Linked DNA regions of Homo sapiens: region 2 is linked to region 1. Evidence: chromatin contacts called from ENCODE Hi-C or POLR2A ChIA-PET data. All regions are on one chromosome and are shown on one strand. Each heading gives the region's core, a stretch centred on a gene start or an enhancer-like site at or near the end of the contact. The rest is flanking DNA. Distances are from core to core; before and after follow the strand shown. Region 1 holds the start of DYRK2 (dual specificity tyrosine phosphorylation regulated kinase 2). Region 2 holds the start of NUP107 (nucleoporin 107).

Region 1 (5,415 bases), core at 359-2,858:
TCCCCTAACACGTATCTGTTTCTATAAATACCCACTACCCACGGGGAGGTGGGGGAAGGACAGAGATGTTTACCGGGTCAGGGAAGGGAACTCTGGGATGCAAGGACGAAAAATGAGGAAAGAAGGAAAGCAGCAAGGAGGAAGTTCCTAGGAAGAGGAGGTCATGGGTGGGCGAGCTCTGGAGGGGAAGTAAGGGGCCCACGCCACGAATCTTCCTTTGTGGCTGCAGCTTTGGGCTCGCCCAACTTAACCAGGGCGGCGTCGACGAGAGACCATCGGCCCGAGGCGTGGGGCTGCTTGTATCTCGACCCCTCTTCTCCCGGCGTCAGACCCCTCCAAGTCCGGGTGCTTCGGCCTGGGGCCCCTCCCGCCCCCACCGCCCGGGCCGCCCGCGGGCTGGGTCTCACCGTGTGGGCTGCGGCGGCAGCGTTGCTGGCCCGGAGAGGCGGCAGGGCGATGGGGGAGGGCGGGCCAGTCCCCACTCCGCTCCGGGTGGCCCCTGCACCGAGCCCCGGGGAAGCCTGAAGCTGACGAACGGCGCTGTCCCCACCTCGGCCTGGAAGCCACGTGCGGGAGGAGACAAAAGAGGGTCAGGGGGGAGAAAGTCACCCAGACCCCCCCTCCAACCCCGCTGGGCAGCGACAACCCTCTTCCAAAGAAAGACGGAGGAAGAGACCGGGGCAGTAAAAACGGGCGTTCGGGTCACGGCTCCCCAGCGCACACCCACGGGCGGGGCGCGGGCAGCTGCAAAGTTAAGTGGGGCCCTGGCGCGCGAGTTCGCGACCCGGCGGGGGAGCCGGGCCGCGCCGGGGCTAGGCGGCCCACGTTGCAGACGGCCAGCAGCCGGGAGGTGGGTTTGGACAGCTGAGCAGGGAGCCACGGCCACGCCAAGCCCCGGGCAGCGCAGGGCGGGGCGGCAGGCCTGGACGGTCCCCGCCCGGGCCCCCGGCAGGCAGAAGCCTCTTCGGGCCGAGGGCTCCCCGCGGAGGGGCCTTCGGGGCCGCGCACAACCCTGCATGGAGCCCGGGGCGCGTCGTCCGCCCGGGGGCTCCCCCGCGCCGCGCCGCCGACTTTGTTCGAGGTCCCGCAGGCAGCGGCCGCCCGCGCCACAGGGGCTGCCCAGGGCCGGCGGGGGTCCGGGGATGCGGCGCGGCGGCACGGCCTCCTTACCGGTCGGGTAGGCGGCGGGAGCGGCGGCCGAAGGTTTCCTGGTTAACATGGCCGCTGGAGAGGAAAATGCATTTCAGGGCTGCCGTCGCCGCCGCCGGTCCTGCTGCTACTTCTGGCGGCCGCCGCCGCCGCCTCCCGGCCGCCCCTCGCGCGGGTCCCCGGCGCCTCGTCGCCGCCTCGCGTCTGCTACAGCCAGACACACACAGTCCACTGCATCCCCTCGGCCGGGGCCCGCCGCCGCGAGCCCCCCGCTCTCCTCCTCGCCGCCGTCCTCCTCTTCCTCGGGCGGCTGCAGCACCCTCCGGCCCGTGCACATGCCTCGCCCTCCCCTGCGCGCCGCGGGCCTCCCCGTCTCCCTCACATAGGGGCGCGGGGAGCTGGAAGCGCTGCGAGGACCGAAGACCGCCTGGCTCGGGAGCCTCTCCCGGGCCCGCGCGCGCGCGCCCCCGCGCACTCACACACAGGCGCCGGCGCGCGGCCCCGCCCCCGCCGCCCTCCGCCGCCCTCCTCCGCCGCCGCAGGCCCCGCCCCCGGCTCCCCCGGCCGCGGCCACGCACACCCCACCCCCACCCAACCTCCCGCCCGGCTCCTCTCAGTCCCCCGGTTTGCGCGCAGCCGCCCCTCCGCTCCCCGGAAAACTCGGCGGCCTCCGCTCGCCCTCCTCCGCCCCCTCCGGCCATCTGCACTGCTTCCCTCGGCTCCACTCCGGCGACCTTTTCCCCTCCCCGGCCCCGCGGCGCCCCTTCTCTGCCCTACAGCTCAACCTACCGCTGCTGCCCTCCGGCCGAAAGCGCCGCAGAGACCCCTCCCCTGCCATGCGCACCCCTAAACATAAATGCATTTTCAGCTCTTCGAACTGAATGGCTGCTCACAGACAGTACTGCTTCCCCGTCCCCCCATTCTTGGTCCCAGCGACTTAGCCACTCCCCTCTCCCCAATTCATCATGTAGATAACTTAGTTGTGCGAGGGTCACCTCGGAGAGGCAAGTCCCGGGAGGGGCGGCCGCTGAGCTCGTTGACCCTGAGCAGGGGCGAAAGAGGGGGCTGCCCTCCCACCTCCACCACACACCCTCCCCGGTTTACTGACACCAAGTGACCGCTCGCCAGTCGCTAGGACAAGGGGAGGCAGAGAGGCGCGTGTGGACGGCAGCTGGGGAAGCAGTTGGCTGTGGGTTGCTAGGCAAAAATAAACATCAGAGACATCTCCTATTTCCTTACAACTCCGAGCCTTTCCCCTGCGCGGCCACTGGGAGAGACACACCTTCCTTTCAGCTCTGCGGTGAGGGAGCGACACCTCGAATTCCTCTCACCCCACCCGACACATCTCTTTCCCCCTTCCCTTCCAAGACACGTGGAGAATTTCCCTGCCTTTTTTATTCGCCATATACAACCTCTCTTTTCCTTGAAGACCAAAAAAAAATTGCTTTCCCGTCTCACATCCGCGCCTCGTCGTGCGTGGCACACAGTGCGCCTCTGTTCAAAGGTCACAGGTTTTGCCACTTCAACTGTGAGAGGAGGTGGGGTGGGAAAGCCCGACAAATCCCGGATGACGGGGCAGAGTTATGCCATGCACTTCCTTCTCGAGAGGTGCCTAGTTTCTGAAGTTCTCTTGGGGCCAGGGGTCCATTATGCTCTGCCCCGCCCGAGTATCTCTGGCTCCTGGCTGGACCTACTGTGCAGGCCCGAACTAGTGCAGACTCCAGTCGGAAGGGAGCCACCTCCTGCGGAGTTTCATCCACTCTACTGTTTGCAAATTGTCATAGCAACCTCCTACAGAGCGCATCCGCAGCTTTATACAAACGCCAAAAACTGTTTCAAGGTACAGTGTGACCCTCTCAGAGTCTCTGGGACTCCTAAAGAGGCCTCCAAGTTAGGGTCACTGGGAGAGGGAACCTGTGACAAAAAGAATTTTCCCTAGTATTACGTCCCTCCAAACAAAACAAAACAAAACAAAACAAAACAAAACACCCTTTCGGGGCCTTCTCCTAATAAAGTAGACCCACAGTAAAATAATCCAATAATATGCCTTTAGAGGAATCATGACCTGAACTGACCCTAGCAAGAAATATCCCCCTATGCTTGTCACTGGCGACCATCACATTTAAATCCACATGCGGAAGCATATTTAGTGTTTAGAATCGACTAAAAGAAAAGGGCTACTAAGTAGCAGAGATGACACTAGAACCGGTTTTCTGACTCCCAGTCTGATTTCACTATGACTTCCATCACACTACTTTCCTTACACTTTCAAGAAAGCTCACACCTCTTTTTTCTCCTTTCAAAACAATTATTTTCATACCATTTTCCTTTTTAAAATGAGTACTCCATACAACTGATGTTCAAATAAAAAAATGAAACAAAAAAATCAATTTTAATATAATATGACACCCCTTTTTGCTTAAGTTATTCGTACAATACTTCAGTAGAAGCTAAATATGCCACTGTTTTCTCATGAATAAAATAAATGCTAGTTACTGGAAGCCATAGTTTACGATTTCCAAATTAGTAATATTAATTTACTCATTTAACATGAGGAAAAGGAGCACTGATTCTTTTTTTTTTTTTTTTTTGACAAAGGATCACAATCATTAACTTTAAGAAAGAAAAAGACAATAGGGAACTTTTTGTAGTATATTGTTTTATATCATGACAAATATAATTTCAATTTTGTATATTTTTTGTGGCTTAACATAAGGAAATATTGCAGTTGACCTACCCCATAGCTATTTTGATTATAAATGGTACATCTTTGAAAATTATATTAATTTTTACTGACCTCTAAGTGACTATTAACCATTGCTTAGATTTTCCTCATTCTGTTAAATATTCTATTAAATATTGACATCTCCCTGAGTGAATGTTAAATAGAAAAGCTGTACAAACACACTCCTGGGGCTTTGGGGAGAGTGAAGTGGGTAAATTTGGGGAGTTATTTCCCTCAAATTTTATTATCATAATGCATCATTATCAATTATCTCATATAATTACACATATTTTGATCTCTTTATAAAACACTTTCACAAATATTACCATGTTTAATCTTCATAACTCCACCAGAGCAGATTTCATTTTAAATAGGAACCTCCTTAAAAGCTTCATTCAGTTAGCAAGAGACTGCTCTTTGGTTTTCACCCATTGTAAAAACTCTGTGTGTTCTATATGTTTAAAATCCAGATTCAGATAACAAGGAGGTAGGCAGGATCTAGCAGGAGTAGAGAGAAACAGGAGAACTCAGAATAGAGCCTTGAGGAAGAAAGTTGATTTTTCACTGGGCAAAGTACTGATCACAAGGAAAATTGGAAATGAACATAAAAATTGCTGGTTTCAAAACACATTTACTCATTTAATCCCCTTATCCCAGAAACATTTACAAAGAATTTAGTATGTGCTAGGCCTAGGAGACATGATGAATCATCAAATGCAGTAGACTACACTTCAGTCTGGCAATCTATTAGGAACTCATTCTTGTTTTGTTTTGTTTTTGTTTTTTTGAGACAGAATTTCACTGTGTTGCCCAGGCTGGAGTGCAGTGGCACAATCTCAGCTCACTGCAACCTCTGCCTCATGGTTCAAGTGGTTCTCCTGCCTTAGCCTCCCGAGTAGCTGGGACTACAGGTGCCCACCAACACGCCTAGCTAATTTTTGTATTTTTTGTAGAGACGGGGTTTCACCACGTTGGCCAGGCTGGTCTCCAACTCCTGACCTCAAGTGATCCACCTGCCTCGGCCTCCCAAAGTGCTAGGATTACAGGCGTGAGTCACCACACCTGTCCAGGAACTCATTCTTTTATTCAATTAAGCAATAAGCTATAAGAACCTAACATATTTTTGGCACCGTTGGTGGAATGTTATGGTCTGAATGTTTGTGTACGCCCCAAATTTATATTTTGAAATCCTAACCCACAATGTGATGGTATTAGGAGGTGGTTAGATCAAGTGACTGCAGAGAGTTAGTAGCCTTTTCCACCATGTGGGGACACAGAGAGCAGGCACCATTTATGAACAAGGAAACAGGCCCTCACCAGACACTAAATCTGCCAGCACCACGCTCTTGAACTTTCCAGCCTCCAGAACTGTGAGAAACAAATTTCTGTTTGTTACAGTTACCCAGGTTATAGTATTTTGTTATAGTAGCCCTAACAAACTAAGACATGGGGCTACACAGTTAAATAATCCCTGGCTCTGGTCACTGCTACTAGGAAGTTCACAGTTCCGTACGGGAGACCAGACATTTAATGAAGTGAAA
Region 2 (5,702 bases), core at 422-2,921, 1.0 Mb before region 1:
AGTGAATCTTATTTCCCTTGTTGGATTGAGGAGTTACCTAACTGCAGGAATTCTCTCTTAAAAGATTTTCTGCAGTCTCCAAAATGCTTTAAACCATGGGTACTATTAAAAAACAAACAAACAACAACAACAACAAACAGAGCTTGCAACAACAACAACAAACAGAGCTTGTGAGATAGAAGGGTAAGTAAAAGAATTGTGGTAAATTGGAGCAAAATGACCCTTCAAGTTATTTCAACCCAGGAGGTCTCCTGTCCCATCACAACACTCCCTGTCAGTTTCACTCAAAGGTCTAGAAACTAAATTGTGCGGACTAAAAGGCCTGTGTTTAAGACAAGAATCTAATATGCTTTTCCTCCACTTAAAACCTTCAGATATTCCTTCAGCAGGAAAGTATGGGAAACAACCACATAGAAACAATTTTAAACGTTTAACAATTAAAATTAAAAACAAAAAAAAAAACCTTCAGATAGCTCTCTGGTCTATAGAAGTAAAAATTTCCTAAAATGATATTTACAATGTGACCCCAGTTTAGGGGTTCAGTCTTCTATTCAGCCACAAACATCACTTTAAACGTATACTGCATGTGACCACTGAGCTACACGTACTTTTTTTTCATATCCTAGCACCTCTGAATATGCTTCTTTTACAAAGACCTACATTTGCCCCCTTGAGCACCTGGTCAACAACTACTTACTCCTCAAAGAGCCTCAGGTAGGCTGGAGACACACAGATGCAGGTTGGCAATTTGGTTCTTGTATTTATTAGCTTCCGAACTTTCAGCAAGTTCCTTAACCTCTTTTAGTCTCAGTGTTATATATGAAAAAAGGATAACAGTACCCATCTCATAGGATTTTTCTTGTTCTGAAGATTAAATAAGCTAATAATATATATTCAACGCCTTTAGAACAATGGCAGTCACATAGTAGGTACTCAATGTTTGGAGTACGAATAATGTACTCTTATTATTCAAAGACCAGCTAGAAAGTTACCTTCTTTGAGGGGTCTTCCTGATAGTTACAGTGACAAGGAGACTTAATCGCCCCCAAACACTTACCACTTTACACTGCTTGGTTGTCTCCATTACACAACTAATTCCCCGAGGGGAAGGATCTTGAATAACTGATCTTTGTTGTAGGCGGCTAGCACAGTACCCAGATCATAGAGGGAACTCAGAATCTGATGCTGGCACTTGTAATCAGAAAGTCTGGGCTGAGATCCCAGTATCTTCACTGACTGGCTTTGTGATCTCAGGCTGGTCACTTAGCATTTCGAACGCCGCGCTACCTACCCCGCCCACCCCAGGAGCGAACAGTGTTGCTGCCCCAAAGCGCCGAATAGATCGCAGAACGTAGTGGGAAAGTAAGGGACTATTATGATCTGTACCCCACCCCGACGCACGCCAAGCGGCTTTTTCCCCATTTGTGGCCAAATTTCCCGGCATGGGGAAGGAGCCTTAGGGGAAGCACCCGGGACCTCCTTGGCTTCTTCTGGGAGTCTAGTTTCACCTATTTCGTTTCGCCAACAGGCGAGACGGGCAAGACTTCGGGCTCAGCTGCCACCATCAGTACTGACCTGTCCATGGCTAAAGCCTTTTCCACACACAACCAAAGTTGGCTGCAGTTTAGCTACCGCGTTTTAGCCTTCCCGCTCTCCGGAAGCAAGCCCTTCGACCCGGAAGCAGTCTGTCCCTAAAACAGACCCACAGAAAAGGGGTAGGGGAGAAGAAACAACGTTCCCATCTAGCGCATGCGCGACTTCAGCCTACAGGTGCACGCCCGGTGGGCGCAGGCGCAAAAGTTTGCCAATGTGTTCCTGGTTGCGTTTAGCCCAGACGCCCTGCGGCCGCTTTGCCTGACCAAAGTCTGTGGGCGTGGAACAGGCCCTGGGTTCTCCTACTGGGAAGAATGAAGTATGTTGATAGTCTGGAAAAATGTGAAGTCATTTCCTGGTATTCTCTGTCAGAAAGCGCCTGTTCTTGGAATTCAGATGCGTGGGCTCTGCCCCACACCTCGGGGATCTCTATCTCTCTGCCTACACTCAGTCCTTTGTTCTGTAGCCCCCTGCAGTTTTTGCAACTATTTTCCATAACTGCTATTTGTTCTTTACTTGGTGTTCTTTCCTATTAAGGAGAAAAAGTTCACCTGTATTAAAAAGTAGAAAGGCAAGCGTGAAATATGATGGTATTGCCCTCTATTTCAAAGTGCCGTCTAGGCAAAAAGTGGTGTATTTTGGTCTTGAAGGAGTCAGTCACATTTTTGTTTTGGTTTTTGTTTTTTCCAGTTTGAAAGTAGTGACTGGCTATTAACTGACCAGATTACAAAAATAATGTTAGATGCTTCAGTTTATCCGTTTAATAAGCCTGTTGATATAGTCTTTTCTGTTGCTGGCATTTATACCTTTTATTAATACAAAATAGGTAGTCCTTCATTCTCCCTCGTGGAGAAGATAATTTGAAGGATCACAGGAACTTGAGTTTTTCAACAGCATAGATCTCATGAATCAGATTCTCCAGTCAGATGATGCCATATTTATCAGGAAATCTAGCAATCAAAGCGTTATCTGTTAAGGTAATTTGTTTATTGATTTTGCCATAACCAATTTGTAGATCAGTTCATTTACTGATTTCAGGTTCAGGTACTCCATGTGATATATGGTTCCACAATCCTCAGCGTGTTAACTGAAGCCTTGTTGAGTTTAACAAAGCTGCCATTGAAGATCTGGGGAAAGTGAAGAAGTTGCAACAGAGTTTTGGGCTCACACCATTGATACATTTGATCCTTAAGGCAAGTGACAATTTGGGTTTCACAGGTATATAGAAATTGCCAGCTTTTCTTGCCATATATTTCTTGTGACAGTGCTGAGCTTTTTTTTTTTACTTCTTGCTTGCTTTTTTTTGGACTTGATTTTTTAAATTATGTTTCCTTCCTTCCTTCTTTCTTTGTTTTTTTTTTTTTTGAGACAGGATCTTGTCCTATTGTCCCGGCTTACGTGCAGTGGCACAGTCACGGCTCACTGCAGCCTTGACCTCCTGGGCTCCAGCAATCCTCCTACCTCAGCCTCCCTAGTACCTGAGGTTGCTGGGACCACAGGCACGCACCACCATGCCTGACCTCCTCTCCTCCCCCGTTTTTTAAAAATATTTTGGAGAAATGGGGTCTTATGTTGTTGCCCAGGCTGGTCTCAAACTCTTGGGCTCAAGCCATCCTCTTACCTGGGTCTCCCAAAGTGCTGGGATTACAGGGGTTAGCCACCACATCTGACAGTGCCTAGCTTTTTCATAGATGTAGCTTTCTCCTTGCTTTTCTTTTTCTTTTTTTTCGAGATGGAGTCTCATTCCATTGCCCAGGCTGGAGTGCAGTGGTGCCATCTCGGCTCACTGCAACCTCTGCCTCCTGGGTTCAAGCGATTCTCCTGCCTCAGCCTCCTGAGTAGCTGGGATTACAGGTGTCTGCCACCACACCCGGCTAATTTTTGCGTTTTTGGTAGAGATGGGGTTTCACCATGTTGTCCAGGCTGGTCTTGAACTCCTGACCTCAGGTGATTCACCTGCCTCAGCCTCCCAAAGTGCTGGGATTACAGGCGTGAGCCACTGCGCCTGGCCTTCTCCTTTCTTTTCAAAGCATTTTATGGGCAAACTTCTTTCTCAGGCACTTGACCTTTAGCTCTGTGAAATTCCTTCATGTGTTTTATTTTTATTTTTTGAGACAGAGTCTTGCCCTTTTGCCCAGGCTGGAGTGCAGTGATGCAATCTTGGCTCACTGAAACCTCTGCCTCCCCGGTTCAAGCGATTCTTGTACATCAGCCTCCCAAGTAGCTGGGATTACAGGCGTGCACCACCATGCCCAGCTAATTTTTGTATTTTTAGTAGAGGCGGGGTTTCACCATGCTGGCCAGGCTGGTCTCGAACTCCTGACCTCATGATCCACCCGCCTCGGCCTCCCAAAGTGCTGGGATTACAGGCATGAACCACAGTGCCCAGCCTTCCCTCACATTTTTAAAGGGTTTCTGGCACAGCAGGAATCTTCTTTTTCTTGTCTTCAATACCCTCCATGGTTTCAGCTGGGAAAGAGGAAATCAGTGGAAGTTTTGCCTTAGGCATTTATGTTCTGCTGTAATTCTGGGAAGCATAGTTCCCCGGAAGGCCTCTTCATACCTTATTATCCCCTCTCAGACAACATGGCATTTTGATAAAAACATTGCTTTGGGCTCCATCTAGGTTCAACCCCCCTGCACCTGCAGATTCCTCATCTGTAGAGTGGAGAAAACAATACCTTTGTCAGGGGGTGTTGTGAGGATTAAACAAGATGTCATAGGGAGTCCCTGTCTCTAACATAAGTTTTAAAAATTAGCCACGTGTGGTGACACGTGCCTGTGGTCCCAGCTACTTGGGAGGCTGAGGCAGGAGGATCACTTGATCCTGGCAGGCCGAGGCTGCAATGAGCTATGATCATGCCACTGCACTCCAGCCTGGATGAAAAAGTGAGACTTTGTCTCAAAAAAACAAAACAGACAAACAAAAAAAACAGAGACATCAACTGTATACACTGTACATAGCAGGTCATTGAAATGTTACTTTTCTCCTTTAATAACCTTTCTGAAGAATAATGCCCTGGCATGGTCTCATTCTCCCACCTCCTAATTTTCCTGTATACAAGTTCACTTTTTCTTATGGAAAGTGAAATGTAGTCCTAATCAGAGCTGGGGCAAGTTTATTCAAAGTATGATCTGTGGTTCATGTTCTTGCTCTGTGTCCCTCAGCAGTTGAATTCCAATGAGTTTTATTCGTGTAGTATACTTGAAGTGTACTTGAGGTGATTGACCATGAAGCACACAATAAAAATTAGCCCTGTGTTTGGGGCAAAAAAATTAGCCCTGTGTTCAGTTCATATGCAAAGATGGAAAACTTTTTGGAAAGTGCACTGGGTTTCACTTTTGACACATTTAATTAGTAGGCATGAACACCATAGCAACCCTGCCAAAATTTCAAAACATATTCATTTCATTACCTTAAAAGGATGTGGAATAAATTTCTTATGTGGTGTATATTGTATACATGGTAGCTTTATGTTTAGTATTCTTGGTTGCAATGACAGAAATTGACTATGGTTAACTTAAACAAAAGGGAATTTACTGGAAGCACATCAGGAGATCTTGGAATTGTTAAGAAACTGGAGAAAAGGTCTGGGATAGCACAGCTCCTCAGGAGCTGAAGGCCAGGAAGCGTCTTTCCCAAAGACACTCAAACTCCAACTGTTTGCTCCAGAGCATCCTTCACCTCCCTTATCCCCAACAGCTGAGGCATCAAATATCATTATTTGTACCCCCACCACCCCACCCCAAGTTTTTTTTTTTTTTTTTTTTTGGAAACAGGCTCTTTGGGCCAGGTGCAGTGGCTCACGCCTGTAATCCCAGCACTTTGGGAGGCCGAGGTGGGCGACTCACGAGGTCAGCAGTTCGAGATCATCCTGGCCAACATGGTGAAACCCCATCTCTACTAAAAATATAAACATTAGCCAGGCATGGTGATGGACCCCTGTAATCCCAGTTACTCTGGAGGCTGAGGCAAGAGAATCACTTGAACCCAGGAGGCGGAGGTTGCAGTGAGCCGAGACTGCACCATTGCACTCCAGCCTGGGCGAGAGAGCAACACTCCGTCTCAAAAAAAAAAAAGGGAAAAGAAAAAAGAAACAGGCTCTTTG

Evidence for each region. A loop is a pair of places that touch in the nucleus more often than their neighbours do. ChIA-PET counts read pairs that join two places held with the same protein, here RNA polymerase II (POLR2A). Pooled maps may share reads with other maps.
Region 2: a pooled map shows a loop between it and region 1 (4-fold over the local background). The contact joins the promoter of NUP107 here to the promoter of DYRK2 in region 1. A Hi-C loop is called at or near these places in 5 of 50 pooled maps. POLR2A ChIA-PET finds 5 or more read pairs at or near these places in 2 of 52 experiments (activated CD4-positive, alpha-beta T cell and activated T-cell).

Annotation. Positions count from the first base shown.
Region 1 is chr12:67,644,938-67,650,352 of GRCh38, reverse strand. It overlaps DYRK2 (dual specificity tyrosine phosphorylation regulated kinase 2), which reads right to left and starts at 1,608. Exons shown (of 3, transcript NM_006482.3): 1 at 1,171-1,608; 2 at 408-556. The coding sequence starts at 1,219. RefSeq lists silencers at 216-605, 766-1,425, 1,436-1,735, 1,836-1,945.
Region 2 is chr12:68,682,947-68,688,648 of GRCh38, reverse strand. It overlaps NUP107 (nucleoporin 107), which reads right to left and starts at 1,671. Exons shown (of 28, transcript NM_020401.4): 1 at 1,576-1,671. The coding sequence starts at 1,583. It overlaps LOC100507250 (a long non-coding RNA gene), which reads left to right and starts at 1,790. Exons shown (of 3, transcript NR_038930.1): 1 at 1,790-1,912; 2 at 2,632-2,786. It also overlaps the pseudogene RPL7P42.